2 separate regions of the Mus musculus genome follow, and region 2 is linked to region 1. The links are chromatin loops, found by intact Hi-C in ENCODE. Cell type or tissue: heart. All regions are shown on one strand. Links, peaks and the distances in the headings refer to the core of each region. The heading gives the core; the rest is flanking DNA. Region 1 has its middle 2.8 kb from the start of Ubac1. Region 2 has its middle 18 kb from the start of Tmem250-ps.

Region 1 (2,904 bases), core at 213-2,712:
GGAGCTGGAGACAACAGATCCTCTCCTCCAAAACCTCCAGGCTTCTATGTGAACACAGAGATACCCCTCAGAGCACTATGAGGAAGGATAGGCTGCCCAGCCTCCCAGGTCAGCCTTACTACAGAAGCCCGGCAGGCACAGCTCTGTGGGTGCTCATGCAGTATTCAAGGGAGAATGCATCTCCCTCTACTCACCAGCTGGGCTAAGGCAAGGAGCTTGCATGGAGACTCAGCTTCTGCCCATCTGGTGCCATTCTGTACCTTGTCCAGTTTCAGTCTCTGCTTCAGAGAACATGCTGTCCCCTCCCTGCCTGCCTATAGGAAGGCGCGTGCTCGTAGAGTACCTGCTGTTTATGCTGGGGATGCAACGGGGAGGGTTGAGTGAAGTTCCTTGGCTGGCAGATCCTGTTTTCCTGCGATGGGCCAGCCAGACAAGGCTCTGAAGACTCTTTTTTTCTTTTTAAAGATTTATTTATTTATTTATTTATTTATTTTATTTATTTATTATATGTAAGTACACTGTAGCTGTCTTCAGACACTCCAGAAGAGGGCGTCAGATCTCGTTACGGATGGTTTTGAGCCACCATGTGGTTGCTGGGATTTGAACTCAGGACCTTTGGAAGAGCAGTCAGTGCTCTTACCCGCTGAGTCATCTCACCAGCCCGAAGACTCTTAATTAAAGCAACAGAAATTAGTTTTAGCCACCCCAGAGGAAAAAAAGAAATGTACAGAGTGGTCCCTAGGGGCTCTCTCAGAATCTCCACTGGCCAAGAAGACTAGGTAAAAGTCGGAAGTTCATTCAACACAGGGCCCACCTAGGCAAACACAGTACTACCTTCACACTGGATCCCCTAGTCCAGGCCCTACCTCACAAAGCTTGACAAGTAAGATCCAAGCAACCTGTAGCTTGTAACACTACTTACACCCTTAGGGTCACCTTCCTATCTATATGGTTTTCAAGAACAGAACAAGTCAGATGCTCCCAGAGCCAGTCAGCTCTCCATCTCAATTGGTCTGAGTATGACAGGTCCAGGGCCCATCTAGGAACCAGAGAGCCAGTCTTGGCAGATCTGTGGCAAGATGGCTGCCACACCAGGTACTGGTTCCACTCCAGCACCAAGAGTTCACAGGAGGAGGTGGCTGACAGGAACATGGCCCTCCTTCCCATGGCCTCCTACCCTCTGCCCTGGCAAGCACCCTGGGGAAACATGCCCTGTGTAGTGTCATGTACATGTTATGTTGTAATGTAGTACATGTTGTGTTGGCATTAGCTATGGTAGACAAGGTGGGAAGGCTCTCCCTGCAAAAAGGGCATCAGCTCTGATACAAATGCTTCTGCTAGTCATGAACAGGACAGAGTCCCCACACTGCAAATTTTACCAAAAAAGGGGGATACTGCAATACCTGGAGCAGACCACTAGAAGGCGCGAATAAGCCACTGTCAGCTCAGAGCAGGTATTTGTGAGTTGGCTGGTTGTATGGAATGAATGTGCATACTGTGTAAGCATGTATATGGATGTACATATGTTTGTGTACAGATGTATATGAATGCATTTATATGGGAGTATGCTGGTGTGTGTTTGTGTCTGTAGGAATACCAGTATGTATGGTACTGGTAGGTGGTGAACATAAACGCAGGAGCAGGTGTGCAGGTGAGCAGGTGAGCAGGTGTGCAGGTGTGCAGGTGTGGGTTCGACCTGGAACCCCAAGGCTTGGCAACCTGCAGAATGGGATGTGTAGAGCACTGAGGAGCAGCACCACCAGAGGAGGTTGCTGGGAATGGGCCATGAAGGATAACTGTGTTTTCCAGGCAACAAGTGAAGGAAATAGAAGGGCATGCTTCCATGCTCCCCTGTGGTGCACTGAGGGGATCCAGTTTGAGAAGTGTATCTCTGGTCCAACACTTTACAATAGGAGAGAGGGGAGACAAAGCCAGTACCAGGTCATCTGATTCAGCTTCTAAAGAGCCCCTATCCCCCCACCCCACCCCACCCTCACCCCAAGGCCTTCCTGAGCTGCCTAAACACCAGCCACCATGGCTGACCACGGTTAGAGTGTCCTGGGATAGCTACAGCTCCACAAAGGAGCCTGTGGCTCGAAACAACAGGAATGTTTTCTCACCTGTGCTGGGGATTCGTGATCAGCATCAAGTTCCCATTGGGACTGGCCATCCCAGGCCCCTCCCAGCGGCTCTCTCAGCCCTGGACACCCTTAACCTTGGCTCATATAGCTGGACTATTCCCTGCTGAGTCTTCGTGTTCTCTCCTCTTTCTTTCTTGGTTTTTGTTTGTTTGTTTGTTTTGTTTTGTTGGTTGGTTTTTTGTTTTTTGAGACAGGGTTTCTCTGTGTAGCCCTGGCTGTCCTGGAGCTCACTTTGTAGACCAGGCTGGCCTTGAACTCAGAAATCTGTCCGTCTCTGCCTCCCAAGTGCTGGGATTAAAGGCGTGCACCGCCACCGCCTGGCGTGTTCTCTCCTCTTATAAGGAAACCCGTTATTGAATCAGCACCACCCAAACTAGAACAAGCTCATCTGAGATCTTAAACCAAAGGACCTAAAGACCCCCTCCTTCAAAGCCATATTCTCGGGTTCCAAGTGGGCATGAGTTTGGGGACCTTCAAGTTGCAGCACTAGCGGAGAGGCCGTGGGCACTTACTAGCACAGGACTGTGTTGCTGTCCCCTATCCTCCCTATGCTACCCCATTCTGCACATACAAGCCCCCGCCTCCCAGTGACATTTGGGCTCAATTTTGACCTCTCAGCTCCCCGGGAGGTCAGCCCCAAGGATCCAGTGCCCAAGGTGGACAGAAATGAGGCAGAAAGAACCTCCCACCCCCAAGCCACAGCATCAGGAGTTGTGAAATGTGAGTGATCCCCAAGGTTAATTAATTATTACATTAAAATGCA
Region 2 (2,904 bases), core at 185-2,684, 98 kb after region 1:
ATGGGCTTGGAGAAGATTGTTGGAGGGTGAGACAGGAATGTTGGCTGTCCACCCCATAGCTGAACACGCTTTGTCCCCTCAACTGTGAAATTAAAAGTCACTGCCAACCCTCCCAGGACATCATATTTAAAGACCACACAGTGTGCAGAGCCCCACGGAACATACTGCCCTCATCTTTAGTCAAAATGGAAACAGAAAGGAATAGCAGTTAAGAATTTGTAGAAGGAAGAGAACAGAAGAGCAGGACCAGAGGGCTGGCTGCACCAGGGATGACACGAACGTGCCCACATGAACGTGCACATGAATTGCTCGGAAGGAAGGGCTTTACTGGACCAAGAACCTAGACAGACCAGCCAGGACCATGGCCCAGCTCACTCCACCCCCAGACAGGCTCAGCTGCAACACCCCCAGAGCTACACCTGAAAGCTAGTATAGAGGGCCCACAAACATCTCCATCCGGAATCTCCAAGGAGAGGGAGTAGGGTACAGTGGGTGTTGCGGGTGAGGTCAGCCCCAGGGAGCAGAATGGGGGAGCCCGCAAACCCTAGGGTTCAAGAAGCACCAGTATCAGCAGTAAGCAGCGCGGAACAGATCTGCCCATGAAATGAACTTAAAGAAGGGCTGAGGCGACCCCACACACTCCCGTAACATATGCACGGGAGAAGCGGGAACCGAGTCCCAGCCTCGGGCGGGCGAAAAGCCATGGAGATGGCTAATCTCACCTCCCCCAGCCCACACACCCTTGAGTTTTCTTGGAGAAGAGTCCGGAGACCTGACAACTTTGCGGAGATGCAGAAACAGGGACAAGCCAAAAGCCCCCTCCCACTGCAGCGAAACCCAGTGTCTCCCAAAGTTGGAGTTGGCACCAAAGAGAAAGGGAGGCAGTGACGACCCCTGGCACCAACCGGCCCACCTAGCTAGGGAAGACGGACACGGGCCGAATCTGATGCGCAGACGCGCTGCCTCTGACCTGGCCAGCCAGGAGGGGTGTGTCCCCTGCGCCCTGGCCAGAGGCCAGTGTCATCGGGGCTTTCCCTCCCGTGCAGGACGAACCCGGGGTCTCCTGTGGCCAGAGGACCCCAACGGGAAAGGAAGGCACTAGCGCACCCGGAGTGCCAGTTTTGGCCGGGCCAGGGCCGGGCTCTGGGCCGGGACACCTCGGCGAGCCGGCCTCTCCGCCCCGGGGCCAGCGAGCAGATCTAGCGCGGCCCGTGCCCCACTCGGCCGCGCCCCGGGCGCGCGGCGGGCACTGCGGCAGGCGGCGGGTGCGCAAGTTGGGCGGCCGCGCCGCGGAGTTTGCGGGAAGTGCGGGCGGGACGACTGGCCCGCGGCGGAAACGGCGCGACGCGCGCCAAGTTGGCCGTACCTGCGGGCACCCGGCCCAGTCCGGCCTGGGCAGCAGCGGCGCCGCCCGCGGCAGGAAGTGCTCCGGCGTCCCCGAGCTCCGGCGCCCGCGGACTTTCTCCGACCTCGCCCAGCACCGGCGGCCGCACCGCGGCGGGGGCGGGGCGCGGGGGAGGCGCCCGCGGGCTGTTTAAAGGGACAGAGCGCCGACCGCGCGCGCGCGCGCGCACTCGTCGCCAGGTGGGCGCGGGAGAAGAAAGCATAGAGGGGTCTGGTAGGGAGATCCCGAGAGTTGCTGCGTGGTGCCTTCCGAGCACTTAGCGTTCAAGCCTGCACCGGGCACCGAAGGGGATGGGATCAGCGCCCAAACAGGGGTAGGACCTGAGGCACTGAGTCCCAACCTCTTAATTCCCCGCTTGCACCCACCAGTTTTGAATGGCAAATCGCGTGACTGAGCAGCCTTGGAATAAGTACCACCGGGCTCTGGTGCCTGCTGCCCACCGACTTACAGCCATGTGGAGGAGGCTCTTGCAATATAGAGGCCCAGTGGGATCCAGGCATGTGACAGTGTCTCCAGACATGGTCAACAGTACTCACTGTTTGCTCAAGGCTATGCTCTCTTGAACAGAGATCTGGTTTTAATACAAGTGCTTAGAAATAAAACCGGCCACACACCTCAAAGTACCCAGGAGTCCCCTTGGTTGCCCTCCCAACCTGAGTCTCAGTGTGTGCTCAGGCACCAGTGCCTTTTGAGAGTCACAGCCATCTTGGCCCTACGCCACACAAGGGTGCTTGCAGAAAAAAATAAGAATGGCACCAGGAAAGAGGTCATGAGCAAGGTCACTGGGGAGGAAGCGCATCAAGTGAACACAAGTTGACCCCCTCCCCCAAGACTTTAGCTGCTGGCTAAGGTCATTACTAGGCATTAGCTTGTCGGAGTATCTCAGACCCTGGCTTTTTTGTCCATGCTTTGGTCATAACTGACTGTTGGCCTAAACTTGACTTCAGCACTGCTTCTAGAAAACACCTCCTACCACCCAAACCCCACCCCAACACACACGAACTATCTCATTCCCCTTCCAGCCCACCAGGTAAACAGATATGGAACCTCAATCCTGGGCTTTCCCCAGAACCCCACTTAGATCTAAATTTGGTCCCAGGTCCAAAAGCCCACCCCCACACTGTCAGCCTATTGAGGGCTGTCTGTCCGAGGGAAGCTGAGAAAAGGGGGCAAGATGCTGGAGACCCTCAACCACGCATGGTTGAGTTAGAAGTCACTTGGGCATGGGGACGTGGCAATGAGCAAGGGCAGTTATGCATAATGCCACCTGCTTTACACAGGTGAGTGGGAGCAAGGCTTCGAGCAAACCTGGGGCCCAGGCAGGAGATGGTGACCACAGAGGATTCCTTCAGGCTCCTAACTTTAAATACCAGCCCCAGTGCCTTTACTCCCAGCACTTGGGAGGCAGAGGCAGGCGGATGTCTGTGAATTTGAGGCCAACCTTGTCTACACAGTGAGCTCCAGGACAACCAGAGATACGTAAGAAATACCCTGTCTGT

Evidence for each region. Hi-C counts contacts between places; a loop is a spot of excess contacts. Peaks named below come from ENCODE experiments on the same cell type or tissue, not always from the same donor. Only the 100,000 strongest peaks of a DNase experiment are listed, where the experiment ranks them.
Region 2: a loop joins it to region 1, with 2.1 times the contacts of the local background. A loop is called at or near these places in 3 of 42 quality-filtered maps.

The regions. Positions count from the first base shown.
Region 1 is chr2:26,023,089-26,025,992 of GRCm38, forward strand. No RefSeq gene overlaps it. Among named protein-coding and RNA genes, the nearest start is that of Ubac1, 2.8 kb to the left of the region's middle. In heart, for the core only: a CTCF peak has its summit at 1,410 (motif pointing right); no DNase peak of the experiment used is centred there.
Region 2 is chr2:26,121,323-26,124,226 of GRCm38, forward strand. It overlaps a transcript of Nacc2 not described here. Among named protein-coding and RNA genes, the nearest start is that of Tmem250-ps, 18 kb to the right of the region's middle. In heart, for the core only: no CTCF peak of the experiment used is centred there; DNase peaks (open chromatin) are centred at 419, 959 and 1,459; H3K4me3 peaks cover 2,196 bases; H3K27ac peaks cover 1,661 bases; H3K27me3 peaks cover 878 bases.